Regions from separate parts of the Homo sapiens genome. Here all the other regions are linked to region 2. A link is a loop called in an ENCODE intact Hi-C map of the cell type or tissue named here. Cell type or tissue: OCI-LY7. All regions are shown on one strand. Links, peaks and the distances in the headings refer to the core of each region. The heading gives the core; the rest is flanking DNA.

Region 1 (10,440 bases), core at 3,549-8,548, 850 kb before region 2:
GAGATAGCAAAAAGCAAAAAAAAAAAAAAAAAAAGAAAAGAAAAAGAAAAGTTTAGATATCAGGCTCAGCTCATAGATACCTTTGGCAATGGCTTATTTTCAAGTTGAAAATCCTCTGATTTGAAAATAAATCTTGGCTGGATGCAGTGGCTCACACCTGTAATCCCAGCACTTTGGAAGGCCGAAGCAACCAGCCTGGCCAACATGGCGAAATCCCGTCTCTACTAAAAATACAAAAATTAGCCAGGTATGGTGGAACGCGCCTGAAATCGCAGCTACTCAGGAGGCTGAGACACAAGAATCATTTGAACCCAGGAGGCAGAGGTTGTAGTGAGCTGAGATTGCACCACTGCACTCCAGCCTGGGTGACAGAGTGAGACTCTGTCTCAATAAAAAACACACACACACACACACACACACATACAAAAAAAAAAAAAAAAACACACACAAAGAAAATAAATCTTACCATTATTTAAGGAGATTTTTAAAAAAATAGTTACTGTGTAAGGGAAGGTCTTCAAAAAACAAACAAACAAACAAACTAAAGCCTAATATGGCTAACTCTTAAAAAAAAAGGCAAAGAAATAAAAGGATGAAATATATTTTATAGGCCACAAGAAACGGGCATAAATTAAGTAGTTCATAAAAACTGAGGCAAAGACTTCAAAAATAGTACTCTCTCATATAGGGATAAAATGCCCTCGGTGCAAAGAGTTACGTGTAAAACTGTGTAAGTTAACTTTCACAATGTTGTAATTTCTCTTTCTCCAAAATCCATTCTCTATTATGTTTAAATGTTGATATGCTGAAATTTAAAGAAAACTTGATAAGGTATATAGAGTAGATTAAGAGAGGCTTTTCTTTCCTCCCAAATTCAATTTAGTGAATTTAAACTATTGGTACCTAACGGAATTGTGTGCTGACTCAAACTTTTTACTCAAGTCAATTTTTTTTTTAAATTAATTTTTAGAGACAGGGTCTTGCTTTGTTGCCTAGACTGGAGTGCATTGGTGTGATCATAGTTCACTATAGCCTCCAATTCCTGGGCTCAAGCAACCCTCCTGCCTCAGCCTCTCAAGTAGCTAGGATTACAGGCACATGCCACCACACCTGGCTAATTTTTTTACTTTTTATTTTTTGTAGAGTCTTGCTGGTTGCCCCAGCTGGTTTCAAACTCCTGGCCTCAAGCAATCTTCCTACCACGGCCTCCCAAAATCCTGAGATTACAGATGTGAGCCATGGCACCCAGCCTCAAGCCAACATTTTTAACATAATTTTTTTACAAAGCTTACAGTTTAAAATGTATTTATCACAGATTACTATAAGAAATTTTCTTACTAACGATTATTTCAAATTCGAAGAAAATAACCCCCAGGGTGAATGAGGGCTTTATTCATTTTTGCTATTCATTATTTTTTCACTAGTACTCACCAACCTGGTTAAATTTTTCCTATACGTTAGAAAAGAAAAAAAAGAAAAGTCCATGAACAACCTAAGAAGTCCGAGATCAATAAATTTCCTATCTGCTTAAACTAACTGCATGGATTCTGCTGTTTACAATTAAGAGTACCAAGGGAGATAGCTGGGTATAGAATCAAGGATTATAAATCATTTTCCCTGAACATTTTGCAAAGGATTGTTCCATGGTCTTCTGGCTATAATGTTTCTGTTGAGAAGTCTGATGCCATTGTTTTTCTTAAGGTTCTGGATATGACTTATTTTTCCTCTCTGAAAGCTTTGAGACTATTTTTTCTATCCCTAGTACTCTAAAATTCCTAGTTGAAAGCATGAGTCTTTTTGCATTCCTTGGGCTGCCACATCCAGTTGTGTAGGTTGTGCACTGCATCACTTTAGGGAGCCCTATTCCCATCTTAGTCCATAGATACAACTTGGATGACTGCACAAGATGGCCTTGTGGACATTCTGTGGGACCTTACAATCTGAAGATGACTGTCATTGAGCTCTCAGAAATCTTTTGCCCAATCCTTCCTCTCAACCAATTTTTTTTTTTTTTTTTTTTTTTTAGAGACACGGTTTCACCCAGGCTGGAGTGCAGTGATGCAATCTCTGCTCACTGCAACCTCTACCTCCTGGGTTCAAGCAATTCTCCTGCCTCAGCCTCCCGAGTAGCTGGGATTACAGGTGTGCACCACCAAGCCCAGCTAATTTTTGTATTTTTAGTAGAGATGGGGTTTTGTCACGTTGGCTATGCTGGTCTCAAACTCCTGGCCTCAAGTGATCTGCTAGCCTCAGCCTCCCAAAGTGCTGGGATTACAGGCATGAGCCACTGTGACCGGCCTCAACCAGTATATCTATGTTCTATCTCTGAAACACTTTAGTCACAAACTGGACTTCCCAGATTAATCTCCTCATTTTCTTATTTTGTCTCTATTTTCCATTCCTTGTTTCTTATTCCACTTTCTGAGAGATTTCCTCCACTTTATCTTCCAACCTTCTACTGAATATTTAACTTCAGCTATGCTATTTTTAATTTACGGAATTCATTTTTAAAAATAGAATTGTATTCGCCAGGATCCAAGATCTTCTCTTGTTTCTCTGAAGATGTCAATTAGAGGTTTGTTTACTTTTTTCTTTTTTTAGATTTTCTTCCATTCCCTGTATTCTTTCTGTTTCCTTTCTCTTTCCTGTCCACTAGCTGTTTCTTTTTTATTGGTTTTTGTCTCTCTTTTGTTTTAGAGATGATATAAATGCCTCATGATTCATGGCACTGATATTTCAGAGAGGGGCACTGAAAAGCTGATTGGAAACTGTGTGCGGGGGCAGGGGGCTTCTCCATTGGTGGCTTCACTCTAATTGATCTGGTGTGGCTGTTTTGCTGAGGATCCCAATTGAGAGTCTCTGTGGTCTTTTCTCTTGGTCTGATCTGTTTCCCCAGAAAGAAATCTGCTGAAGACAGAGGAGTCACCTGGCGTCAGCATTCTCAGACTTAAGTAAGGAGAAGTGTTGGGGCATGTGGCCTTACCTTTCAGCATGTAGTTTTTTCACTCAATGCCCAGTTTCAGTGCAGCAGCACATCCTTAGCCCTACACACACAGTCCAAAAGGTCAGAGTCTGTCTGGTTCTGCTAGAATAGGGAGGCTATTGTCATCCTGCTGTGTAGCCTAGGCAAAGGCATCCAAGGGCTTAACTATGTCTCCAAATTCCATTAACCTCAAGTGTACTGTCACCACCATGGGCAACCAAGAGCTTCCAGTTCTTTGCTGTCTCTGGGATTCTGCAGAACGAGGCTGCTTCTGGCTGTTCCCTGAGTCTGGTGGCTTTTTCAGCCCTTTGGTCTGCTATTAATAAGTCGTGTGCCACTCCTTCCAGTTTCCACATTTTATTTTATTATTGTCATCTCTTTCCTCATTTTTTTGTCCTTGTGGGATTATGATTTTTTTCCACCATTTTTTGGAAAGTATTTTGGGAAGTTGAGGTGGAAAACATATGTTGAATATACCATTATTTAAAACCTAATATTCTTTCTATACTTCAAAAAAACATATGGGAGGTCTATGGTGTGCTAGTCACTTAAACTCTCCTCTTCCTCATTTATATGTCACAACAATGTAGCACCTACCTTATGGGATTATCCTGAGAATTAAATGAGGAAAAGCTGGTGAAGCACTGAAGTTTATTATAATTGTGAAAACAATGGAAAATGAAGAGGTTCACAACATGCTGACCCAAAATATGCCACTTTGGTAGATTGATTATTTTGAGCTAAAAGAAACTGAAAATCAAGAAATGCAGGAAAAGCTCTTTACCTCCCACTCAACTACATAAAATAAACCATAAATTTCCGGTTTAATAAAGGACATTTACAATTATAAAATATCTATACCAGGAGGAGAGCTATGCTGAGGCAACTTTGATCACCTGAGAGACTTATCTGCATAATAAGACAGGCTTTGTTCACCAAACATTTTCTCCCTTCACCTTCCCACAATTTGTCTCCACCACCCTCATGCCCCAAACTTTTATTTCTTTCTGTAGCTCAGGATGATTTATGCATCTCAATCATCTGGCCACCCCCTTGAGTCTAATTTTTGTGGGACTCCCATACATATGTATGTAATTAAAATTGTTTTTCTACCATTAATCTGTTTTATGTCAACTTGATTTATAGACCAGCCAAAGAACCTATAATGGTAGAAGAAAGCATTTTTCCTCCCCTGTAGGACCAAACAATACATGGCAAACAGCATGGCAAAGCCACAGGAAAGATAACATTCTCTGGGATTAATAAATAACAACAGTTCTCAAAGTGTGGTCCTGGGACTCACAGCATGATCAGCACCTGGAAGTTTGTTAGAAATGCAGATTCTTGGCCAGCCACAGTAGCTCACACCTGTGAGCTACTTTGGGCCGAGACAGATCACTTGAGGTCAGGAGTTCGAGACCCGCCTTGCCAACGTGGTGAAACCCTACCTCTACTAAAAATACAAAAATTAGCTGGGTGCTGTGGCACTTGCCTGTAGTCCCAGCTACTCAGGAGGCTGAGGAAGGAGAATTACTTGAACCTGGGTGGCGGAGGCTGTAGTGAGCCGAGATTGCACCACTATACTCCAGCCTGGATGACAGAGTGAAACTTCATTTCCAAACAAACAAAAACAAAAAACAAAACAAAAACAGAAATTCAGATTCTTGGGCCAACCTCAGACCTACCACAACAGAAACTCTAGAGGTGTGGTCCTGCAATCTGTCCTGTAACAAGCAGTTCAGGTGATTCTGATGCCTGCTAAAGTCTGGGAAATGCTGATATAGAGACAAGGAAATGAACTCCTTCATTCCAGGTTGCTGGTTAGGGACCACCCTCAATCGCTGGATATGTTTTGCATGCTAGGAAGAATAAGAACAACATTTAAATAAAAGCAGAGACATGTGGAGAGGTAACCCAGCGAAGAGATGGACTTGGAACATGGAAGACCTGTGTCTTAGCCTGTTTTGCTTTGCTATAAAGGAATACCTGAAGCTGGTAATGTATAAAGAAAAGAGGTTTGTCTCATGGATCTGCAGGCTGTACAGAAAGCACACCAACAGCACCTGCTTCTGTCAAGGACCCAGGAAGCTTCCACTCATGGCAGAAGGTGAGGGGGTGGCAGGGGTGTCACATGGCAGAGAGGAAGCAATAGAGGGGAGGGAGGTGCCAGGCTCTTTTCAACAATCAGATCTCTTAGATGTACATATTTCAGTGTGCAAAACAATAAAAAATTTAAAAAGACAAAAGAAAAAACAATCAGATCTCATGGGAACTAACAGAGTGAGAACTCACTTGCATGAGATTGACACCAAGCCATTTATGAGGGATCTGCCCCTGTGACCCAGACACCTCCCACTGTAATCGCCCAAGGGGTTCACCTTGCCCGCTGCCTAGACAGAGCTGATTCATCAAGACAAGGGAATTGCAATCGACAAAGAATAATTCACGCAGAGCCAGCTGTGCAGGAGACCGGAGTTTATTATCACTCAAATCGGTCTCCCAGAGCATTAGGGGAGCAGAGTTTTTAAGGATAACTTGGTGGGTGGGGGGAAGCCAGTGAGCCAGGAGTGCTGACTGGTCAGAGATGAAATCATAGGGAGTCGGAGCTGTTTTCTTGTGCTCAGTTAGTTCCTGGGTGGGGGCCACAAGATCAGATGAGCCAGTTTATTGATCTGGGTGGGGCCAGCTGATCCATCAAGTGCAGGGTCTGCAAAATATCTCAAGGGCTGGTCTTAGAAGCACTTTAGGGAGGGTCAGAATCTTGTAGCCTCCAGCTGCATGACTCCTAAACAATAGTTTCTAATTTTGTGTCTAATGTTAATCTTACGAAGGCAATCTAGTCCCCAGGCAAGAAGGAAGTCTGCTTTGGGAAAGCGCTATTACCGTCTTTGTTTAAATTATAAACTAACTTTCTCCCAAAGTTAGTTCAGCCTACGCCCAGGAATGAACAAGGACAGCTTGGAAGTTAGAAGCAAGATGGAGTCAGTTAAGTTAGATCGCTCACTGTCTCAGTCATAGTTTCGCAAAGGCGGTTTCACCACTAGGCCTCACCTGCAACATTTTGGGATCAAATTTCAACAGGAGATTTGGAGGGGACAGATACTCAAACTACATCAACCTGATTCTAAGCCCTGAGGTCTTGGTTTCTGTAGTTTTCTCTTCCACTCTGTAAGCTATGCTAGGATCCCACTCAGCAACTTGGATCAATAGATTTCCAATCCTTATTTTGTTTGTTCTTACAAAGCCAGTTTCCATGAAGTTTCTGGCATTTGCACCCTAAAGAATTCTGAATAATTCCCCACTCTTCATCTTTAAGAAGCAGAGTGAAGCTGACCTTCCCCATAATGTTGTCTTCAGTAGCATTGGAGAGGTGGCCAAGGGCAGCTCTTAGGACCTGGCAATTGGCTCTTCCCCTGGAAGGTTCTACAATGCTCAGAATTCACTATCTTCTCTGCATATATATACATGTGTAAATATGGACTTATTTACATGCACAAGAATCAAATTGAATAAATTTATTTCATCTTGGTATTTCTCATCCGATGAAGACATCCATGTTCATGAAACCACCACACAGGGTTGGCAAGAATTGCACTCAGGGTTCTGGACGGAAATATAGTTATAATTAAGCATTCATCAGACTGCACTCTGGCTCACTTCCTTGTTGCTAAAAGTCACGTACCACTGGATCCTGACCATCTGCAACCCTGTTGTTTTTATAGCTAGGATCTCTGACATTAGGGTCATAAGACTGTAAGAATTGATTTGTATCCCCATTGTTCCTATACACAGGATCTCTGACATTAGAATCATAAGGCTTTTGTTTAAGGATTGCTTAAGATGTTTTTCAGATCCATGAATTTCGGCAACCAATTTGAAGACTCACACAGAGGAATGGAATCAGCATGAGAATACAACTTCCTCATCTCCCTGTTCCATGACGCCCTGTGTTCTTCAACCCATCAATGATCCCCACACTTTGGCCCACTCCAAAACCCTTAGAAACTCTAACCCCAAATTCCTTGGGGAGACAGACTTGAGGTTTCTCCCCATCTCTTGGTTCACTGACCCTATGATTAAACCTGTTTCTCTGCTGCAACCCAGTGTCTTGATGTATTGACTTGCTGTATGTATCAGGCAACAAACCTGTCAGGCCTCTGAGCCCAAGCCAAGCCATCACATCCCCTGTGACTTGCACGTATACATCCAGATGGCCTGAAGTAACTGAAGATCCACAAAAGAAGTAAAAATAGCCTTAACTGATGACATTCCACCATTGTGATTTGTTCCTGCCCCACCCTAACTGATCAATGTACTTTGTAATCTCCCCCACTCTTAAGAAGGTTCTTTGTAATTCTCCCCACTCTTGAGAATGTACTTTGTAAGATCCACCCCTACCCGCAAAACATTGCTCTTAACTTCACTGCCTATCCCAAAACCTACAAGAACTAATGATAATCCACCACCCTTTGCTGACTCTCTTTTCGGACTCAGCCCACCTGCACCCAGGTGAAATAAACAGCCATGTTGCTCACACAAAGCCTGTTTGGTGGTCTCTTCACATGCACGTGCATGAAAAAACCTATTATGGTTATGTTCATACTATTCATAATATTTATGATTTTATGAATTTTCATCATACTTCTTATTCATCTTATCTCTCTTAATACTTCTTATTCATCTTATCTCTCCTAATCTTTCTATATTTCACAGAGAATTTGCTCACCCACTGAGAGTCATAAGGTCTTCCTTAGTTCAAGCTTTCCTAAACCTAGCTGATCATCAAAACCACCTGGGGAGGCTCAAAAATATAATGCCCATTTCCCACTCCAGTGCTAAATCTCATGGGGCCATTCTCTGTGCGCGCGCGCGCGCGCGCGCACACACACACACACACACACACACACACACACACACAGACATCCATACCCTAGTGAAACTAATGGTCTCTATCTATGAGGGTTTTCATTGCCCTGAAAATTATAATGTTTTCTTAATACCAAGAATATCATCATATCCTTCCTTTTGGCAGTGAAATGTGAAAAACGAGTATTTATTTGTCCTAAGAGTAATGTAGGAGGCTAAACATGCCATCCCAAATCCTCTTTAACATAAAGATAATTTTGAGCTGATTATTTTGAGAAACAGCAAACACAGAGAAGCTCTGAGGACAGAGCATAAGGTTTTTTTTGTAAGGGGAATTTACATCTATAACGGGAATCTCCATTTTAAGGGTGCCTCTCTCTCTGTACCAGGAGGAGAAGGATAACTCTTGTCAATGGAGAATGCACTGCCTTAAATCTGCATAACAAATCTTACCCTTGTTTACTATACCTTTCCTGGTCACCTTCCCAAAACTTGCCTCCCCTGCTCAGAGGCCCCAAATCACTTTTCCTTTGTCGGTATTATTAAAAGAAAAACTTCAGACAAATTAAATTTAAAAGAGATTGATTGAGTAAAGAATGATTCCCCAGTTGGGCAGCTCCGAGAACCAGAATAGGTTCAGAGCAACTCTGTTTGCTGTCACATGGTGGGATAATATTTATGGACAGAAAAAGGAAAGTGACATACAGAAAATGGAAATGAGGTACAAAAACAGCCACGTTAGTTACAACGTATTTGTCTTATTTGAGCATGGTTTGAACAATTGGCCATCAGTGATTGGCCAAAACTCTGTGATTGGCTCAAGAGTAGGTTACAGTCTGTTTACACATCCAGTTAGGTTACAGTTCCCTATTTTTGGAGAACTTTTAGTCCAAAGTTAAAAAATAAAAGGAGGCAGCTTTAACATAATTTAACCATATATAAGCCTAAATTCTATTTTTTTGTTTTTGTTTTGTTTTTTTTTAGATGGAGTCTCACCGTGTCACCCAGGCTGGAGTGGAGTGGCAGGATCTCGGCTCACTGCAACCTCCACCTCCTGGTTTCAAGAGATTCTCCAGCCTCAGCCTCCTGAGTAGCTGGGACTGTAGGTGCATGCCACCATGCCCAGCTAATTTTTGTATTTTTAGTAGAGATGGGTTTTCACCATGTTAGCCAGGATGGTTTCGATCTCCTGACCTCATGATCCTCCCACCTCAGCCTCCCAAAGTGCTGGGATTACAGGCATGAACCACCGCACCTGGCCCTATAAGCCTAAATTCTAAACACTCCTTTGAGTTACTCATTTCTGGGTATTTCCTTGTGTTACATGTGCAAATACACATGTTGTTACCAGTGGCAAATCCAACAGGTCTACAGCGAACTCAATCCTTGCCTCCTTGGAGGAAAGAATTCAGCCACAGGGCAGAAGTAGTTTCAAGGCAGAGGGAGAAACTGAGGCAAGTTTTAGAACAGGAGTGAGAGTTTATTGTAAACTTTTAGAGCAGGAATTCAAGGAAGTAAATTTCAACTTGGAAGAGGGCCAAGACAGTGACTTGATTGATCCAAGTGCCCCATCCAGCCCTTGACTTGAGATTTTATACACTGGCATTTTCATTTCTCCTCCCCTGATTTTTCCCTTGGGGTGGGCTGTCTGCATATGCAGTGGCCTGCCAGCACTTGGGAAGGGCCACATGCACGGTGTGTTTACTAAAGTTGTGCACATGTTCATTCCAGGTATTTTTCTCTTAGCAGTTAACAGTTGAGCATTCCTAGAGGAAGGTCATATACCAGCTGAACTTTGCCATTTTGCCTCTTAGTGTGCATGTGTGAGCCCACTAATCCAACTTCTGAGATCTTATCTGGAAGCAGCTCATCATCAGCTTCAGGTGTGTTCTGTCTACTGGGAGACTGTCTTCCCTGGCACTGGCTGTGACCAAGTGTTATTTTAGAGAGACAGTTTAACAATGGCCTGACCATCACCTGTGGTCACCTGACACTCCTAGGGCGTGGGGGTGGGTGGCTCTCCTGTCCTGCTCATGTCTGCCTAACTACCTACTCTAACTATGTTAACAAATTTCACTTGGTTTTCCTCTTATTAATCTCTTTTGTTACAAAGACTCAGCCAGGAATCCAGAAGGATGAAAGGAAGAAAGATTTTTCTTCTCTTCTAGTGACAAAATTAAAGCTGAGTTTTTGTCAACCTAAAAGGAAGAGGCTGTGGCACGAGACATAATTTAACGAGTTTTCTTGAGTCAAAATGAGGACAGTTGCCTGGAAAACTCAAAACCAAGTAACCTTGGATATCAGCTCATTGGGCCTTTGTTAGAAACAAGATTTTAAAAGCAAAAAAGGGGAATAGGCCAGGTGCTGTGGCTCATGCCTGTAACCCCAGAACTTTGGGGAGGCTGAGATGAGAGGATCACTTGAGGCCAGAAGTTTGACACCAGCTTAGGCAACATAACAAGAACCTATTTCTACAAAAATAATAAGCACAATCTTAATAATAAAATTACCCAGGCATGGTGGTGCATGCCTGTAGTCACAGATACTTGGGTGGCTGAGACAGAAGGATCATTCAAGCCCAGGAGTTCAAG
Region 2 (10,440 bases), core at 3,496-8,495:
GCCGCCTCCGCCCTCTGCTGAGCTGCTCTCCTCTGTCTGGTGCAATTCTACAGCAGCCGCTTCCCGGTGCTCCTGGGCCTGTTGTTCATCCCTTTCATGCCACGCACCTTGTCTATTTCTGCACTGTTTTCCCATTAACAGTGTCCCCTCCTCTCTAGGACTCGCCTTCTTCCTGGAAGCCCTGTCCACCTGCCCTCTCCTTTCTCCACGAGCCATTGCTGCCCAGGGAAGCCTCACATGCCTCCCCCATCTGGCCTGGGCCTTTTCCATACTTGCTCGTAGCCCATTGTGCTTCTCCCTCCTGACTCTGTCATTGTTAGAGTTCAACACTTGGGGCAGTTCTTCAGTTAATGTGTCTGCCCCTCTGGACCATAAGCCCCAAGAGGACAAAGACTGGTGTCCGAGCTGTGCCCAGCACAGAGTGGACTCTTAAAGGTTGTGCTGACGCGAGGATGGGTGGGGAAGGAAAATCAATAAGGAAAATTCTCAGTTTACTCATTCCATGTTGGCTGAAGTTTTCATATTTTCTCCACAAAACATGTTCCAGAGCAGGTACCATAAAGCAAAAGGATGCAGAAAGTTTCTGGTTTCCTGTTTCCTGTCTGAGAAGACTCTCTTAAGTGATACTGATTTAAGCAGCCTGAGGAGGCATCAAAGCTTTGGAGGATCTGCTGAACACATCACGCGCATTTAAATAATCAGTGTCTGATCCCACCTCCACGTTGGGTTTCGCTTTCTCTTGTTCCACAAGATATCGAAGTGCTGATTGAGTTGGCATCCAGCTTCATTCGCATTGTGTTTATTATCACAAGACTTGGATTTCCATTATGATTTTCTTTTTCTGTTATTTTTCAAACTTTGATATTCCACTGATAGCATAAGGATACATAAACTTTAATTTTTCATAGATATACTCTGGGAATGACTTAGTATCATAAGATGCTTGAGTAAAGTGAACTGGAGAAGCTATATGACGTTAGATTCCTGTTTTTGTTCAGTGGGTTTGAGAAGCTAGCTGTCAGCTGTCACTATCATTCCTCTGTTGTGTTTGCCTTTTCTCTCTGGCCACCATTCCTTTCTTCTCTTTGCATTTGGCCTTCTTTAGTTTAACTACAGCGTATCTAGGTATGCTTTGAGTATTCTTACTTATATATTGCTTTGAGTATTCTGCTTTTTTTTGTTTTTTTTTTGTTGTTGTTGTTTGTTTTTTGTTTAACAGACATGGATCCACTCTGTCACCCAGGCTGGAGTGCAGTGGTACAATCACAGCTCACTGCAGCCTTGAAATCCTGGATACAAGTGATCTTCCTTCATCAGCCTCCTAAGTAGCTGGGACTACAGGTGCACACCACCACGCCCAGCTAACTTTTGTTATTTTTTTATTTGTTAGAGACGAATTCTGTTGCCTAGGCTGGTCTCAAAGTCCTGGGCTCAAGCAGTCCTCCTGCCTCAGCCTCCCAAATTGCTGGGATTACATATATGAGCTGCTGTGCCCAACTGTATCTACAGATTTATAACGTGCATTAATTGTGGAAAATTCTGAATCATTATTTTTTCAAATATAATCATCTTTTGTTCATCTTCTATTTCTGTATAATTTCTCACAGCTTAAAAAATTCTATATCTGATCATCTTAGTAACTAAAGTCTTGAAAATATTAATTAGTCGTTGCTGTCTCTGTGAGCTCATGTTTGATTGATCTTCATCTGTGGGAAGCCTGGAGGCCTGGCAGGGGTTGCTCTCCTCCGGAGATCATTTACATTTACTTCCACCAGGTGTTGGGGCCACTTTCAAAGGCTTCCTTCAAGGATCTCAGGTTAACGTTGAAGCCTTTGTTGAGCTCCCAGCTTTCGTTTGGCCCAAGTAAGTGTTGAAACTGGCATTTGTCCTCGGAGTCCCTCCTTTCAGGCTTGCTTAATGGTCCCCACACTCCCTGTGGATTAAACTCACTTTGGGGGAAGAAAGGTGTCTTGGAGATTGCCTCTACTGTCTGTGAACCCAGCAATGTGATTAAAAAAAACAAATAGCTCTATCAAGCAGCTCATTCTTTTGTTGTTTGCTTGTTTTGTTTTTGTAACTGAGAATCCTTCAGCGTACCTGCCTTCTATCCTACTGGAAGCATAAATCTTTGACATGGTTTTTATTGCTAGCAACAAGGAAAGTCAACATGCAAAAATAGTTAACGAAGAGAAAGTTCAGGTTTTTCAAAATTGTGTCCAAAGCTGTCCCTTTCATTCACTGGAACTTGATCTTACCCTTTGTCCTTTGGAAACACATCTTTGCTTTTGTTCTTGACTCATGTCCAACCCACCTCCTTCTCTTGTAGTCCTGGGACCACGTGTCTTCTTCCTTCCCTGAATGGAGGTTCTTCTTTTGGTAAATTCATGCCCCACCCCAATCTTTATTTTTAAACTTAGTTCCTGTAAGGGAAGTAAAGAGCACACAGATGAGTTCAATATATAAATCACGTCCATTAATCCAACAAATATTTACGTGAAAAATTTAAAAGCTTTCTTTCTCAGATAACATTTTCTTTACAGAAGGAAGTTGTCCTGGACATGTGACCAAAGGGTCTGTGGGATGAGGTTGTGGAGGGAAGGTAGGGAGAGTGGATGGGCAAGAAGCAGGGACAGGTGGCATGAGGATTGACTCTCCCTCACCACTGCCGTCCGGTGGCCACCATGGACCCAGCATCAGACAGACATAAGAAGTGGGAATGAGGAAGGCAGGAAGAGAGATTATGATGGCAGAGGGAAGGAGGGTGGGTTGGTGGGTGGGAAGAGAAGTTCCTGTGTCCACCATGTTTTTTTTCCCAAGGTACACATTCAAGTCAAGTCCTCCTCACCTGGATAGTAATAACCCATGCTATTTATTTTATATTTTTCCAGATCAATGAACTGAGCCATGTTCAAATCCCTGTTATGTTGATGCCAGATGACTTCAAAGCCTATTCAAAAATAAAGGTGGACAATCACCTTTTTAACAAGTAAGTACAAGTATGACCTTTCATAAGACTAGCGTGGCTGCTAGGAGTACAAGTTTTGTGAATTTTTGTAATCACATAATTTGTCAATGGGTGGGAGTAAAGTTTTGCTGATGAAGTTAATCCTGTGATAAACATAACCATCTGTCATTTTTAGAGAAGCAACAGCAGGCTCTCTGGGATAATATCCTTTGCCATATGGCATATTGTTCTCTATGAATATCTTATACGTTGAAAGTGATATTCTCATTATAATTCAAATTTTTGAAGCTGTAAATTGCTTGGATTTTTGAGCAGTTATGAACCTCTGCTCTTGTACACAGAACTTTGAAAATGATGATTTATGAACAGCAATGACTCCATCTTAGAACAATAAAGACCCAAGGTACATTTTCATAAGGCACAATTAGATGCCATGTTGGGCATTGATAACATTCCTCCTTCATTTGAATGTTGTTTTAGACGTCATTATGAAGCACCTATTATATGTTAGGTGGTCCATTGAGAGCTAGAGATGCAATGATATAGAAGACACGGCCCTGCCCTCAAGGGGCTCAGAGTACAAAAACTGACACATATACAAACTGCTATAGTTCAGTGTGCAAAGTATGATAAGGGAGGGGTGTGTGCATATGTATAATTTAATTTATCTGGTTGTGTGGGAACACAAAGAGGGAAACAATTCTGAATGATTAGGGTGAACCTCAAATCACTCCCATGTGAGGATCATTATGAAATTTTTTTTTGAGACAGGATCTTGCTCTGTTGCTCAGGCTGGTGTGCAGTGGTGAAATTATATCTCACTGCAGTCTCAAATTCCTGGGGTCAAGCAATCCCCCTTCCTGAGCCTTCTGAATAGCTGGGACTACGGGTGCAGGTTACCATGCCCAGCTGATTTTTTAAAAAACTTTTTGTAAAGACAGGGGTCTCACTATGTTCCCCAGGCTGGCCTCAAACTCCTGGCCTCAAGAAATCCTCCCACCTCAGTCTCCCAAAGTGCTGGGATTACAAATGAGTGGTGTAAGCCACCATGCCAGGCCAATTATGAAATTTCTTCAGGGGGCCATTGTCCTTATGTGAAGCTGATGTTAATTTTTCTCATAACAGTGTTTAGAAGCTGACTTTCAGGGAATTTCCTCTAAGCAAATTTAGAATGTGGCATTTATATAAAACAGGCCTTTTAGGGGGGTGAGGGAGTGGCCCTCCTTTCCTCAGCAGTAGCTGAGAGGGAACCTTGCTCCGCTGCCTCTTCCTAACTCACTCTCCCGCCATTGTGCTTTTCCCTCACTGCTCCCCCTGCCTGGCCCGTTCCTTCCCCACCTCTTGTTCTTTGAGGAATGGCTGCAGTGTGTGGCCAGGATTTAAAGAGGTCACATAGTCCAAGCGTGCCTGTGACAAAGGAGACAGACAGACATCCGTCTGGCCCCCTGTGTCTCCTGGATCTTTCTGCGGGTTGTACCTGGTTCTAGGAAGCACACCTGTGCTTTTGGTAGGCAGTGAACTCTGAACCCTTCTTTGGCTACCTGTGGAACTCAGTGGTGGCAGATGCAAGTCTGATTGACTCTCTCTGAGCTTTATTCCACGCTGTGACTGTTTCAGAGAAAACATGCCGAGCCATTTCAAGTTTAAGGAATACTGCCCGATGGTCTTCCGTAACCTGCGGGAGAGGTTTGGAATTGATGATCAAGATTTCCAGGTGAGTTGCGTTTGTAACATTTGCTTCCAGTAGGAAATGGGTTTTGCCATGACTTTTGCTGTGTCAATTGGGATCTGTATTTTTGTCAATAAAAGTATTATATAATAGTAATTTTCATTTTGTGTAAGAAGTTTTTAATGTTCATGCTGAAGTAAAGTGTTCTCTTGATTGGGGACCTCTATACATATGATACCGGTATAAAAGTCAGTAGGAAAATATATTACTTTTCTTTGGAAGGAGACTGAGCATGTGAGGGTTTTATATAATACTCTCATTTCCAGGTGGAAATTAACAGGCTAGCAGAGCTGCCTGTTAATTTCTGCTGTCAGACATGTCAGTAGCCTGTGTGAGTGTGCATGTTTTGTATCTTCGTAGAGGCTACTTAGGACTCTCAGGAATCTTTATCTTGCTGATTTGCTGCTTTTCAAGTTGGTCAGACTCTTGCTGCAGCATTTTTGTCAAAGGGCACCCTTTGTGCACTGCAGTGCTGGACTGTGGAGTGACCATAGCACTGTGGTCAGCACCAGGAACCCAACATCCTGGGCGTGTCCTGTGGTACATCTTCCTCTTCATCTTGATTCCCACCACGTAAAAATGTGCACTGCTGCTCTCCTCCCCACACTGGCCTGGTCCTTCATTCTAACTTTTAAACATCTGTTTTAACTCTTTAAATAACTGTTGAGCCATGATCATTTTTTTCTGAGAAAGGATTTGACATTGGTTACCCAAGTTTCATATAGCGAGCCAGATTCGTAAATGCTAAGGATTTTTTTTAAAAGTGGAAATCCAAGGGACAGGTTGAGTATCCCAATCAGAAAATCTGAAATCCAAAATGCTTCCAAATCGAATATTTTCTGATCATCAACGTGATGCCACAAGTGGAAAATTCCACAGTTAAGTGCTCAACACAGCCTTTGTTTCATGTACACAATTATTTAAAATATTGTATAAAATTACCTTTAGGCTATGTGTATAAGGTGTATATGAAATAGATAAATTTCGTGTTTAGACTTGGGTCCCATCCCCAAGATATCTCATTATCTTTGCAAATATTCTGAAATCTGAAAAAATCTGAAATACGACTGGCTGCAGGCATTTCAAATAAAGGATGCTCAGCATATACTGACTTAAGTCCCTTCAAATCTAGTCCTAATCTGCCCTCAATTTAAGATCTGAATTTATCCTGCATTAAGTGACATATTGCCACCCTGGGTGACTACAGATTGAGTACTGATACAGCTTACCCTGTATTTTCCTCTGAAGAATAGGGTCCCTCAGGCAAACTGAGATAGTTAGCACACTTTCCTAAAGATCTGTGCTCCCACTGCCCTCTCTGTACCATTGCCAAAAATTTCCAGGAATTTTTCATATGTTTACTCAGGCATGAGAGAGGCTGCCATGTTTGGAGAAAGCAGCGCTGACCAGGCTGCCGGTGACATTGTCTCATGATGGCCTGGGGTTGTGGTTTACATGGAGGTCCAGACCCTGAGCTGAGGCTCTGTGTACACAGAAGAGCTGAGGGCTGGCTAGTGGGACAGGAAGGATGTGGTTGCTCATCTGCTATTAAAACTGCGTGGGAGCCAACACTCCTGTTAGGGCGTTTCTTTTTTTTTCTTGATACAAGGTCTTGCTCTGTTGCCCAGGCTGGAGTACAGTGGTGTGATCATAGCTCACTGCAGCCTCAAACTGCTGGGCTCAAGTGATCCTCCGACCTCAGCGTCCAGAGTAGCTAGGACTACAGGTGTGCACCACCATGCCCAGCTAATTTTTTTTTTTTTTTTGGTAGAGATTGGGGTCTCACTATGTTACCCAGGCTGGTCTCAAACTCCTGGCCTCAAGCCGTCCTCCCAGAGCATGAGCCAGTGCACCTGGCCTTGGGGCTTAATTTTTAAGAGAGAACTTAGATCACAATTATGGACTTGAAATTTACTGCTGTAAAAATAATTAACTTTAACAGAAAATTATTAGAATAGTAAAAAGCATTTCTCTGAAGTTAAAATTAATAATTCTGTATCACTTTAGAACCATTACTAAATTTAAAGAGGCCACCTGAAAATGAACTAGGTGCTTTTTTTTTTTTTTTAAAGGAATTAACAGCAGATAGCTTCAGTGTCTTAAGAAAATCTCCTCTGCCTTAAGAAAAGCTGAACACCAGTGTGTTCCTCCTTCTCTCCACGTCCTTTTTTTGTTTGGCTGGGTTTTGTTTTAATAAAACAATTCCACTGGCATTTCACAGAAACTGACTTTTGAGGGCCCATGCATCTATCTTATCTTGTTAGATTCCTCAATTCATTATTGAAATGAAGTCTTTCTATTTCTTGTCATAATCAATTCTGTCAAATGAGATCCAAAATGAACCCATTATGGTCTGAGTTCTGCACTGCAGCAGAGAAAAGTAGTTTTTAAAATTTCCTCAAATGACCAATTTAGTTGCTGAAATGCAAAGACATGAACTGGTTTTCCTTCCCTTTTTTTCGCCCTACAAAGAAAACTACGTAAGTTGATATTGAAGTCAGTACAAATTGCTGAGTACAAACTTTGAAAGAAAATTAGGCAAGTGGAGGATGATTCACAAGTAACTAATTGGCAAGTCCGTTAAACTCTTCACATGAGAGCTCCCTGTTGGGGAGAGTGGTGTGAGTGTGATTAATCATTCGAACACTCCTCCTTTCCTTAGCTCTGCCTGCTGCTTTCTCTTTGGCAACTGTATTTCTATTAAAAAAAGAAAAAAAAGAAAGAAAAAGTGTGTATTCAGAGTCACTTCAGTACTGCAGAGGTATACTCTTCTTCCCTCCTCAGTCGTATATTTCTTTCCCAGTGTCTGTACCTCTTAAAATTCTTCAGTAGGGTCAGGGACCCTGAGTTCCAGCTGAAAACAGGATCGTAAATCTGGGGCTGTATCCCAGTCTTTTGGCTACTTGGTTTGGAAGAAAGGAGGGTCGTTGTGACAGCTCTGGCTCCAGGGTCACCTCGCAGGCCCCTGTATACTGCAGGGATTCAGGCGGCAGGCGGGCAGGGGCCAGGACCTGGGGCTTCAGCTGCCTGGCACATTGTTACTGCCCAGACAGTTCAATCCTCATGCCCAGTTCAAGTAACAGGTATCATTTGGCACATGTGGCGCCAAATGACTAAAAGCAACCTTGTTTTCCTCTCCTGGAGCTTGCCAATGTGCCTTTGCTGAGTAGAGTCTCCCACCGGCCGCCTCTGTCACTCCTGGGTACTGGCTGCTGAAGACTGCGTATATCGGAAAAAAACCAACTCTCTTTCTGAGCTTATCAATGTGAGCTGCTTTTTGAATACTCTTTCCCAACTGACTTGGAAAGTAGGATCAGTGACCTAGGCTCTCATAGTGTTTTGGAGGACACTGGATAGCTGAAGGGGAACAGGCATTGCCTGCTGTGTTTATTTTTCCAAACTGCTTGCATTTTGGACAAGCGGCTCTAAATCAATGTGGTGGTTAGGGGCTCCATCGTCTGGTTTATCTCGTATTCAGACCTTTCCATTCAGCCAAGTGGGTAAATGGTCCCGACTTGTCTTGTTTGTGTGACCACCTTTTTGCTACACCTGAAAAAAGTAGGTATTGGTCTGTGGAGACCACTCTGATTAAAGCAGAGCATGGTTAAGTAGTAACCTATGCAGTTGACCCCTACTGGTGAATTTAAACTTCTTAAAAAGTTTTTAAGATAAATGAAAAGGATAATGAAATGAAAAATGAAAACATTCCTGCTTTCTCAGTAAACATTTGTATCTTTCCTCTGGTTTTGATTTCTGGAATATCTTTTAAAAATGACTTTTCCTTGTTGTTAAAGACAAATTCAAAGAACAATTCTAGAATATCCATTGTTAATAACAGTACCACAGTACCATGTAACATACATATGTAAACCTCTGTGTGTGTGTGTGTGTGTGTGTGTGTGCGTGCGCGCGTGTGTGCTCGCGCATGTGTGTAACCAGTGCTTCTAGATTCAGAACTTTTTCCAATTCATTAGGGCATTTTTAAATTGCATGATAGGTTTGTAATATGCTCAGGGTTGAATCAGTGTGTCATCAAGGTTCTGATCATTGTTTGGCCAGCATGATATCCATCGTCATACTTTAAAGGTGTGTTTCAGGATGAATGCTGCCTGGGAGGCCTGTTCTGTGACTATAGCCGCAGTCCTGTGTCTACCATTACCACTGCCCCCTTAAGCCCTGATCACCCTGAGGTCTGGGATTTCATGCATAATTATCCAGTCAAAGTATTTGTTTGTACCTACCACATGTCAGGCTCTGTGCTAGCCGTTTTAGGGAATGCAGAGAGAAGAAAGGGTGAAGCATCACTTTCTTTAAAAACTATTGCATACCAGATTCTGTATTAGATGCTAACGAGATTTACAGAAACCCAGCATCTTGATTTGTAATGTTCTTCATGAAAATCTGCACCCCTCTTTCCAGTCTCTTATACTCATTTGATCGTCTCTTATGTTTATACCCAGAGAGACTGGAAAGAGGGGTGCAGATTTTCATGAAGAACATTAAACAGCCCTGGGAAGTCAAACGGAGGCTTCAGTTACATTTAGTAGCTGCCAGAGAGGGTTGCCTCCCAGAAACCAAAAAGTTATGCAGGAGGGAGCTGATGCTGTTAAACCTAAATAGACCACACATTTGAAAGTGAGGCCTCTTGTTCACTGTGGAGGATAATACCAGGTTTGCTTTTCCCCTACTGTGACTCCTGAATTAGAATCCCTCATTATTGACATCTGATGCCCTTTCTTCTTTGTGTTTGTAACAGAGAATTCTAATTTTAAAATAATTAATTTTAAGAGCTAACATTTTAAACTTTTGATATTCTTATTTCAAGTTTAGAAATAAAATTCTAAAGTGTTAAGACCTTCAGTGTATACTAAACTTGAAGTGGGGCAGCAGGAATTCTGCCTTTATCTCTAGAATATCAAGTCTATCCTCTGAAACTTTCACTTGTAGATTTCTCACTTTTGACTTTAAACTGCCTGAGGGCAGGAGCAGTGTTTGTGTTTGCTGGCTGCCTGTCACCCGTTGAGCACAATGCTGGGCTCAGCAGGCACTTAAGAAATATTTGCAGTCAGGACAGTGGCCACACCTGTAATCCCAGCTACTCAGGTGGCCAGTGCAGGAGGATCTCTTGAGCCCAGGAGTTCGAGACCAGCCTGGGCAACACAGTGAGACACCATCTCTAAAAACATGAAAAATAAATAAGTAAATAAGAAATACTTGTGAAAGAGAGTGAGGGCTAATGGGGACTTTGAAGAGAAGTGAACTCTCTGGGCCCAAGCGGAAGGCAGGAGAGCCCATGAAATGTGAAGGTATTTGGATGGTGGCAGAATAGTGGGAGATAAAGATGTTAAAATAGCAAGAAACACAAAGACACCAGGGACACTGGGCCGATTCTGCTGCCAGCGAGCAGCCCTGTGGGTTTTGCTCAGGGGAATGGCAATGTCATGACATCTGTATTTTCTTTTCTTTTCTTTTTTCTTTTTCTTTCTTTCTTTTCTTTTCTTTTCTTTTTTTTTTTTTATAGACAGAGTTTCACTCTGTTGCCCAGGCTGGAGTACAGTGGCACAATCTTGGCTCACTGCAGCCTCCCAACTCCTGGGCTCAATCGATCCTGCCACTTCAGCCCCCTGAGTACCTGGGACTACAGGTATGTGCCACTATGCCCAGCTAAGTTTTGTAATTTTTGAAGACACAGGGTTTTGCCATGTTGCCCAGGCTGGTCTCGAACTCCTGGGCTCAAGCGATCCAC
Region 3 (10,440 bases), core at 3,415-8,414, 1.6 Mb after region 2:
ATGTTTAGCTCCTATTTATAAGTGAGAACATGTGGTATTTGGTTTTCTGTTTCTACATTAATTTGCTTAGGATAATGGCCTCTAGCTCGATCCATGTGGCTGCAAAGGGCATGATCTTATTATTTTTTATGGCTGCATAGTATTCCATGGTGTATATGTAGCACCTTTTCTTTCTTCAGTTCACCATTGATGAACACCTGGGTTGATTCCATGTCTTTGCAATTGTGACTACTGCTGTGATAAATGTACAAGTGCAGTTGTCTTTTTGGTGGAACAATTTATGTTCTTTTGGGTATGTACCTAGTATGGGATTGTTGGGTCGAATGGTAATTCTATTTTTCAGTTCTTTGAGAAATCTCCAAACTTTTTTTTTTTTTTTTTAATATAGAGTCTCAGTCGCCCAGGCTGGAGTGCAGTGGTGTGATCTCGGCTCACTGCCAACTTCTGCCTCCTGGGTGCAAACGATTCTCCTGCCTCAGCCTCCCAAGTAGCTGGGATTACAGGTGCCCGCCACCATGCTCAGCTAATTTTTTTTTTTGTATTTTTAGTAGAGATGGGGTTTCACCATGTTGGCTAGGCTGGTCTTGAACTCCTGACCTCAAGTGATTTGCCTCCCTTGGCCTCCCAAAGTGCTGGGATTACAGGTGTGAGCCACCATACCCAGCTGAAATCTCCAAACTTGGAAGCATATTTTTGTCATAGATTTTTCACAATACAGGCAGTGATTTGATGAGTATTGCTCATTGGCTTGTCATATTGTCCACTGGATGGGGTCAGTAGGGCCTCTGATTAATTAGGTTTAAGTTTCTCAGAGCCCCTTCTTTTTGTTTTTCTTGACTGATTAAATAACACCTCTATCTAAATCTCTTTACAGCCCACATATATATCTATATGGACACATAGATTTCCTTTGGCAGCTACCTCAGCAGAAAATTCCTCATTTTGCTAGTGCTAGGTTGGGCAGTAGTTACCTCGTGAATGGTTAACATGTCCAAGAGATGCTGGAGTTGGAGGCAGGCTTCCAGTCTTTTGCCACCTTGTTTTGTAAAGTTATGTAATGACTGTAGGTATTCAAGTGTAACTCATCTTGACGTGGGTTTCGTTATACTCTGAAAGAACAATTCAAAGAAATAACAAATTTACATTCAGGGTAGTTTTGTTTGAGTTTATTTAAAGAAATGAAACATACACAATCCCTATAATAGCTCTTGCTACTGATGTATTGATGGTGCTGACAAAGAGAAAACTCGGACCAGATGGTTTCCACATAGTGGAACCACCTGGCTCATTGGCAATGCCAACTTATTGCTGTTTCTCAAATAGCTGTACTCTCATGAACTATGAAATGTAGGAGTGAGCCATTCATGGGCCCAAGCAGAATGACATTCCAAAATTAGGATTCTTAAGAGAAGTCGAAACACTTATCCATGTCAACCTCAAACTGGCCCCTCTTTCCCACTTCTAGTACTTTTAAGATCTTATTTTTAACTCTTTCTCTTTGTAATTATAAAGTCCAGTTCTTTATATCTACATTACAAAGAAAACAATATGATAGGCTCTTGAGGTATTTATTGTAGAGGAAAAAGAATGGTCCTATGTCATTTTGGGAAACTGACCTAGAACTGGACTTGCTTGGAGCCCGTTAGTGTGTTCAGGCTGAGGGGACCATTTGGAGTCAGCAAAGGACAAATATAATTGTACCTGTAACACCATGGAATTATATCGAATCATGAAACTTGAAACTTCATAGAAATACAATCAAGATAATAGATGAACTGAAGCACAAACTCATGCAATAGTTTTTCTAATTATAATGTTAACAAAGTTTGGGATTTTCTTGAATTATTTAGTATCCATTTTTTTCCTGTTGAAAATTCACGTTAATTTTTAAAAGTCAGACTAGCAAATTAACCTACACACTTTTCTAAGTTGGTGCTTTAAGACTGCAGTTATTTTACAGGTCATTTTAAGTAGTTATCTTAGTTATTTACTCATTTGATGGACACCTACTGAGCATCTAATTGGTAGTATGTGTAACCATTAAAGGTTAATTGGCTAATGTATGTAACATGTAAGAACAATTTAAAAATTATTTCAGATCTTGTTTACATTGTTTAGAATCTAGTCTTTTGAAAAATAATGATATATTTTTATTTAAATTACATTTCAAGGCTGGGTGCAGTGGCTCATGCTTATAGTTCCGGCACTTTGTGAGGTTGAGGTGGACAGATTACTTGCCCACCTCAGGAGTTCGAGAAGCAGCATGGCAAAACCCCATCTTTACGCAAAATACAAAAATTAGCTGGATGTGGTGGAGCATGCCTGTAGTCCCAAGTACTTGAAAGGCTGAGATGGGAGGATCGCTTGAGCCCAAGACGTTGAGGCTGCAGTGAGCCAAGACTGCACCACTGCATTCCAGTCTGGGCAACAGAGTGAGACCCTGTCTAAAAGAAAAAAAAAAAAAAAGAAAAAAAACTAAGCGATGGTCTTTGAAGTTTACGAAGTATTTGAATTGCCATTTTGTAGCATGATAGGATGGGAAGAGCAAAGACTTTGGGGACAGCAGATCTGGGTTTGAATCCTGACTCTACTATTCACAGATGGCAATGCTGGTCCTGGGTTGTAACCACTAAACCACTAAGCCTCAGTTTCTCATATTAGTTAGAATTCTTGGTCACAAGTGATAAAAGTACCCAATGCTCATTAACTTGAACAAAATGAGAATTTTGAGGATACTGGGGTATAAAATCCAAGGGCAGAAGTGTGCCTGCTTGGTCTTCAGGAACAGTGGGAGGTCAGGATTCAAATGCCATCAGACCAGGACTCTTTTTGGCAGATGAACTGCATCTGTTCCTCCACATCTGTGATGGCAAACATGGCTGTTGATAGTTCTAAAGTTTGATGTCTTAGAGTTTTATTCACTAGAGAGAAAGATTCACTCCAGACTTTGGGTTCTAGTTCCTAAATCAAACCTCTTGACTTGGACTGGCTTAGGCCAAATGAGGCCAATCCATGGTGGTTAAAGAAGGAGGTTAAATTAAAAAATGGCACCTCTTGACAAAGTCTACGTGAAGAGAAAGAGGCTCAGGACCATTACTAGAAGGAGGGAGGATTTGGGTAGATCAAATTATAGGTTTCTGATACATTTTTTCTATGTAAAAAAATGGTAGTCTGGGAGCGATGGCTTATGTCTACAATCCTAGCATATTGGGAGACAGATGCAGGAGGATCACTTGAGGCCCGGAATTTGAGACCAGCCTGGGAAATATAGTGTGACCCTGTCTCTACAAAATTGAAGAAAAAATTAGCTGGACATGGTTGCTCATGCCCAAAGTCCTAGCTATGCCGGGGGCTGAGGTGGGAGGATTGCTTGAGCTTAGGAGATTGGAGGCTGCACTGAGCCATGATCATGCCACTGCACTCCATCCTGGGTGACAAAGCAATACTCTGTCTCTTAAAAAAAAAAAAAAAGAAAAAGGTAAAATATCTTTTTTACAAAGTGATTTTGAAGATTAATCAGGATAGTCTGTTAAGTGCCTAGAACAATGTCTGACACCTTATAGGTCTTCAATAAATCATACCTGCTGTTACATAGCAGGGAGACAACATTCCAGCATTTCTTACAACTGACACTGTAATTAATGTGGAGCTCTTACGGTTAGCTAAGAAGCCATAATTCTTCATGTAACTCTTCAACACTTCTAATATATTTATTTTTAATAGTTTCTTTCTTATGGAAGACGTGAATTAGTGCTCTATTTCTAGTTGTAACATAGATTTTTTAAATAACCTGTAAAAAATTCTAGGAGATTTATATTTTAAATGAAATTCAGCAGTAAGGAAATAATCTTTTACATGCTTTGATTAAAATGACTTTTTGAGATCCATGCTGTCTGTCATCCCTTTGTGTCATTTGTATACACACTAAGTATAATGCATTTACATTTTTTTTTTAATTTTTATTTTATTTTTTGAGATGGAGTGTTGCTCTGTCACCAGGCTGGAGTGCAGTGGCGTGATCTTGGCTCACTGCAGCCTCTGCCTCCCGGGTTCAAGCAATTCTCCTGCCTCAGCCTCCCGAGTAGCTGAGACTACAGGTGCGCACTGCCATGCCCAGCTAATTTTTTTTTGTATTTTTAGTAGAGACAGGGTTTCACCATGTTGGCCAGGATGGTCTTGATCTCCTGACCTCATGATCCGCCCACCTTGGCCTTCCAAAGTGCTGGGATTACAGGCATGAGCCACTGCACCTGGCCTATATTGATTTTTAAATTTGTATTTCTTTTTCTCTTTTGCTGTTTACAGAGTTTTTTTCTTCTTTTTTCAGTTTTGTAGAGTGGAAGAATTATGTCTTGTTATAGAAAAACAGTTGGTGTTTGCCTGATCAATAATGCCATTGCAGGTATGAGAGGGAGGTTAGGAACAATTTTAATGACATTATCAATCTACATATCTAGAAACATTGAGGAATAATCTGTCACTTTTATCAGCTGTGACGAGACTTTGAGATTTAGGACAGGTTATTTTCACTTTCATGACTGTTTTGTGTTAGTTCACTTTGTTTATATTTGCTTGATTCTGGGTTTATCCTGTTTCTTTAAGCTAGTTAGGATGTAGCTTTTCTTTTCTGAATGACTCATTTCCTAATTAGTTATTTTCTAACTGGAAATTACTTATTTCGTAATACTTTATAATTCAGAATATGTACACAGGACTATTCCCTGTTGTGATTTCTTATTCTCTCCTTATTTTAACCTTGTGTGGTACCTTCTGGTTCAAAGTAATTTCAATAATATTCTATTCTATGGCTGGGCGTGGTGGCTCACGCCTGTAATCCCAGCACTTTGGGAGGCCGAGGCAGGCGGATCACGAGGTCAGGAGATCGAGACCATCCTGGCTAATGCAGTGAAACCTTGTCTCTACTGAAAATACAAAAAATTAGCTGGGTGTGGTGGTGGGCGCCTATAGTCCCAGCTACTAGGGAGGCTGAGGCAGGAGAATGGCGTGAAGCCGGGAGGCAGAGCTTGCATTGAGCCGAGATTGCGCCACTGCACACCAGCCTGGGTGACAGAGTGAGACTCCATCTCAAAAAAAAAAAAAAAAAAATTCTAGGGTTGGGGGAGGGGGGAGGGATAGCATTGGGAGATATACCTAATGCTAGATGACGAGTTAGTGGGTGCAGCGCACCAGCATGGCACATGTATACATATGTAACTAACCTGCACAATGTGCACATGTACCCTAAAACTTAAAGTATAATAAAAAAAAAAAGAAAAAAAAATTCTATTCTGTGTGTGAATTAAGCTATTTATATTTAAAAATTATAATCATATAAAGATGAGACTAAAGGATTAAGAGAACATGTGTTCAGAAGCAAAATTTATCAATTGTCCAAATTATTAAATGCTATTAGTGAAATTCTTAGTGAAAATATGGATTATGTGTACATATTTTAGGCTTCAATTTTCCTTATTAATATAGATATAATATTTTGCCTTGAATTAGTATTTTTGCCAGTGCTACCATTTTGGCAATGGTATTTCCCTGCTAATCTGATCTTTCCTAAAAGAAAACTTAAACCATTTTTGACTTCAACAGAAAGACCTGAAAACACTTTTATTGAAATGTAGGTTGTGTTAAACTTTACCTTGGGAGGTTATTTGTCTCTTTTGTGGCACTACAGGATCCGTTACAGATAATAAATTAACTAATTTTAGGTTATGCAAATCTTTTGGCATCCTATACTAAGAAATATTCAATTGGTTCCACTTTCACTTCTGCTTATTTACAGAATGTTGTTTATGTCTTACTTGTGTTCACTTTGATATTTTTCGCTTTGGCATTTTTTTCCTTGTCAGATAAATTGAAAGATAACATCTGGGGAGATGCTGGGCAGGTGGATGTCAGAGAGACTTCCGCCTTCCATCAGCTCCATGACTTCTGCAAACTTCCTTCATCTGTGAAATGGACCTTAACGTGCATACCTGCTAAGATTTATCTGAAGATGATATATGTACCTTGTAATTATTGTTGCCTTTATTTATTTATATTCTATTAATTTTTTTTTTTTAAGATGAGGTCTCGCTCTGTTTTCCAGGCTGGAGTGCAGTGGCATGATCACAGCTCACTGCAGCCTTCACCTCACAGGCTCAAGCAATCCTCACACCTCAGAGGCCTCCTGAGTAGCTGGGACCACAGGCATGTGCCACCATGTCCAGCTAATTTTTTTTTTTGGTGGGGGGAGCAGAGACAAGGTCTCACTGTGTTGCCCAGGCTGGTCTTGAACTCCTGGGCTCAAGTGATCCTCTTGCCTTGGCCTCCCAAAGTGCTGGGATTACAGATGTGAGCCACTGTGCCCAGCCTATTTGTATTCTTTTTTTGATCCAAAAAGGACTGAAGGAGCTCCTAAATGCAGATTGCACAGTCCCTGGCCATGGGGCAGGATGTTGAGTTATGATGAGTGAGTGAGTCAACATGTGTGTACAGTAAGGAGTGCTGAGCACATCTTACAGCTTATCCGCTGGGCTTCCCATCCTCGCTCTGCTCACACAATAATGTAAAACACTCATTACTATGCTTGGAACACAGGAGCCACTTACTAGATGTCAGGCAGTAGTATTATCTCATTTAATTCTCACAAAAGTGCTCTCAATATTGTACTAAAATTACGCATATTTTGTATATGAGGAAACTGAATCTCAGAGATACTAAGTAACTTGCCTAAGGTCACACAGCTAATATGGTGGAGTCAGGGCCCAAGACAAGTTTGTGTAATTTCTGAGGCTATATTTTTAAACACTAAGCTACACTTGAGTGTCTTAGGGGTAATTTTTAATTATCTTAACTGATTGAGAAATTGAAAGGTGCTTTTTGGGGCCAGGCACGGTGGCTCACACCTGGAATCTCAGCACTTTGGGAAGCCAAGGAGGACAGATCACTTGAGGTCAGGAGTTTGAGACCAGCCTGGCAACATGGCAAAACCCTGTCTCTACTAAAAATTCAAAAATTAGCTCAGTGTGGTGGTGTACGCCTGTAATCCCAGCTACTGAGGAGGCTGAGGCACAAGAATTGCTTGAATCTGGGAGGCAGTGGTTGCAGTGAATCAAGATTGTGCCACTGCACTCCAACCTGGGTGACAGAGAGAGACTCTGTCTCAAAAAAAAAAAAAAAAAAAGAAAAGAAAAAAAGTCATTTTTAATGTATTTAGCATTTTTGTTTAGAATAAAAAAAATTTCATTTTTTTTTTTTTAAGTAAAAGAACCCCAAATCTGGTAAAGTTGGATTGTGAATATACATGGAAAACTGACAAAACAGTAAATATCACTAAGAGCCTCTGGGAATGCAGTGGAAGTTTAATTGAAAGCTTAGAAATCTATGGACATGATTTTTAATGCTTTTTAATTATGTTTAAAAAGGTAATTATAATTTTAATTTTATTTAATTAACCATAGATTTACAAATTATGAGATTAATTTATAAAAAAGCAAATTTACTTTTGAGCTCATTCCTTTGACTTAACATTTGCTAAAATTAACTTCACCTTAAAAAAAACTCTTAATCAGATTTTCCTTTCGACTGTTTAATTCCCGTCTAACATTGTGAGATTAATCAATTTTCTGCATTTTAGACCTTAAACGTACAAAACTAGATAGTAATCAATCATGAAATGGTTATTAAGCTTTTAATCTATGCTTAGCACCTGCTTAGCACCAAACAAAGTGCAGTGAGAGAGAAAGAAGCATGTGGTCTACATTTTCTAGTACCTTAAAATCTGTGGAAAGATATAAGATGATGATGAACTATACAAGAACTATACATAATTGAGCACTAAATTTTGCAGATCAAATTAAGAATTTTGCATGTAGTTTTAAAATATTGCGACCCTCACCATCTCCCTTTAAAGAAATGTGGAGTATCTATCATGTCGTGAAAGGTAATGAAATTAGTCATGGATTTCATTGTATCAGAAATGTATGAAATAAAGAACAGAATAATGCGAATCAGTAATACATGTGCCTGAGATTTTAGGCTTCTGTTAAACATATTCTGACAAGCTGCATTAAAGCAAATACTGTTCTCCTCCTATATATACCTTCCGTCCTTGCATAGTTCTCACTGCACTTGTCTATCGTGATACATGCGACGCATCCCCTTGAACTTCTATGATTCCTCCCTCCTCCATATTTATGTATGTATTTAATTATTTTAGAGATGGGGTCTTGCTCTGTTGCCCAGGCTGGAGTGCAATGGTGTGAACATAGCTCACTGCAGCCTTGAACTTCTGGGCTGAGGTATTCCTCCTGTCTCAGCTTCCCTAGTAGCTGGGACTATGGGTATGTACCACCATGCCTGGCTGATTTTAATTTTTTTTTTTTTTTAAGAGATGGGGCCTTGCTATGTTGCCTAGGCTAGTCTCAAACTCCACGCCTCAAGCAATCTTCCTGCCTCAGCCTCCCAAAGTCCTGCAATTGCAGGCAGGAGCCACGGTGCCTGGCCCTAATCCATATTTGGAATCCCTTTAACACCACCCTTTTACACTCTCTCAATGCAATTTTTCCTACCTTCTTGCTTCAAGTCTGTGTTTGCTGGTGTAAACAGCCTCACTAAGATGAAGAAACTCAGAGTGGCCGATTTAACTTTCTGCAGATGGTGGATACCCATTGACTAGCTCACCTGCCATTTACGAAAAAACCCAAGTCTTTGGCTGACTGAAAATATCAACTGAATTACTGGTTATAATACTCATTTTCTCTTCTCCCACTCATGTTTTTTGTCTAATCTCTGGGTTCCTCAGTTTCTGCATCAGGACTTTTAAAACTGCGTCCCTGCTTTCTTTGAAAATATTCTTATCGTGAGATAGTTGATCAACACAAAAGATTATATATAATGTGTACATGCAAGTTTTGTAGGGTGATAGTAAAAAGATAACGTGTGAATTCGCCATCAAATGTAAGAACTAGAACATCACCAGTAACAGGGAAGCTCCCTGTACATTTTTTCACCAGCAGGTCTTGTCACCACTCCCCTGAAAGTTGTTATCAAGCCCCCTCCCACCATACATTCACCAGTATGCACTTGTTTTTTTTTTTTTGAGATGGAGTCTCGCTCTGTCACCCAGGCTGGAGTGCAGCAGTGTGATATCAGCTCACTGCAACCTCCGCCTCCCAGGTTCAAGTGATTCTCCTGCCTCAGCCTCCCGAGTAGCTGGGACTACAGGGGTGTACCATCACACCCGGCTAATTTTTGTATTTTGAGTACAGCTAGGGTTTGGCCATGTTGGCCAGGCTGGTCTCAAACTCCTGACCTCAAGTGATCCACCTGCCCCGGCCTCCCAAAGTGCTGGGATCACAGGCGTGAGCCACCATGCCCAGCCCTGTGTCTACATTTCTTGCTTTTTCCTCCCCTCAGCGTAATGTTTCTGAGACTCATCCACATAGATCCATGATTCACTTATTTTAACTCTTAAATAATATTACATTGGATTTATTCATTCTCATGTGGATGGATATTTAGGTTGTTTCCTATTTTTTTTTTTCTTTGAAAATAGAAACAACGTTATTAAGAACATGTTGGTCCAGGTCTCCAGATGCTCTCTCTTTGGAGAGAAGCATGATCTGGTGTAGAGCTGGTGAGCTGTAGGATGTGCCCATCCTTGAATTCATTGCCAAGTGTTATTTAATCTCCTTTTAACGTGAACTCTCCTTTAACGTGAATCTCCTTTAACGTGAATGGTATGGTCATAAACATACCATTTATGACCTACATAATCTCCAATTAGTGTTATTTAATTGTCATTCAACAATTTACCAGTCTCTGGTCCCAGTTGGCTTCCTTCTTCCTTCATCCGCGATGGCTTTCTGCCTAACAGTGGCCTTTCTCTTTAGTGGATTCCATTGTCTCCATTTACTGATGTTTTATAATAGTAATAATTGCGCTGTTTGCAGCATTTGGGGAAGAGAACTTTTATCTCAGCATTAGTAAATAATTCCATTTGCCACTCTGCCTGTTATTTTGTTTTTCAGAAGTCTTCCTTTTTAGTCACTGTGAGCCTTTTCCTTAAGCTGGTCCAGAACTGCTCCGGTGTCCAGGCTGTCACCCTGCATGAACTTGGGAGAGCTAATTGCTGATGACTTCAAACACAAACTGTCACTAAGGGTGCACACTTTGGCAGAAATGCACATACTTCAGCAGCAAAGGCCGTTTTTAAAATTTAGTGAAAAGAATGAAACTAATATTTGCTGAAGGGTCATATCCTTGCTTGGTATTTTCACATGTTATTTATTTTCACCTTGCAAACATTCATTTAATGTGTAGCATATTGCATATTTTCTTGTTTTATTTTCTGAGGATCAGGAGTGTTAGATAAATAGAACAAATTAAGATCACAGAAAAGAATCGGTTTAAATTCAGGTTTCTTGATTCTTGCTTTAGCGTTCTAAT

What was found. A loop is a pair of places that touch in the nucleus more often than their neighbours do. Peaks named below come from ENCODE experiments on the same cell type or tissue, not always from the same donor. Only the 100,000 strongest peaks of a DNase experiment are listed, where the experiment ranks them.
Region 1: a loop joins it to region 2, with 5 times the contacts of the local background. A loop is called at or near these places in 1 of 110 quality-filtered maps.
Region 3: it touches region 2 in a loop (4-fold over the local background); 1 of 110 quality-filtered maps calls a loop at or near these places.

What each region holds. Positions count from the first base shown.
Region 1 is chr10:23,454,428-23,464,867 of GRCh38, reverse strand. No RefSeq gene overlaps it. Among named protein-coding and RNA genes, the nearest start is that of OTUD1, 21 kb to the right of the region's middle. In OCI-LY7, for the core only: no CTCF peak of the experiment used is centred there; a DNase peak (open chromatin) is centred at 6,637.
Region 2 is chr10:22,602,166-22,612,605 of GRCh38, reverse strand. It overlaps PIP4K2A (phosphatidylinositol-5-phosphate 4-kinase type 2 alpha), which reads left to right. Exons shown (of 10, transcript NM_005028.5): 2 at 2,889-2,986; 3 at 4,583-4,679. Among named protein-coding and RNA genes, the nearest start is that of PIP4K2A, 110 kb to the left of the region's middle. RefSeq lists enhancers at 1,527-2,061, 7,364-7,513. In OCI-LY7, for the core only: no CTCF peak of the experiment used is centred there; DNase peaks (open chromatin) are centred at 6,215 and 7,165; H3K4me3 peaks cover 1,865 bases; H3K27ac peaks cover 2,118 bases.
Region 3 is chr10:20,966,279-20,976,718 of GRCh38, reverse strand. It overlaps a transcript of NEBL not described here. Among named protein-coding and RNA genes, the nearest start is that of NEBL, 74 kb to the right of the region's middle. RefSeq lists an enhancer at 7,881-8,050. In OCI-LY7, for the core only: no CTCF peak of the experiment used is centred there; DNase peaks (open chromatin) are centred at 5,828 and 6,448; H3K4me3 peaks cover 1,293 bases; H3K27ac peaks cover 2,911 bases.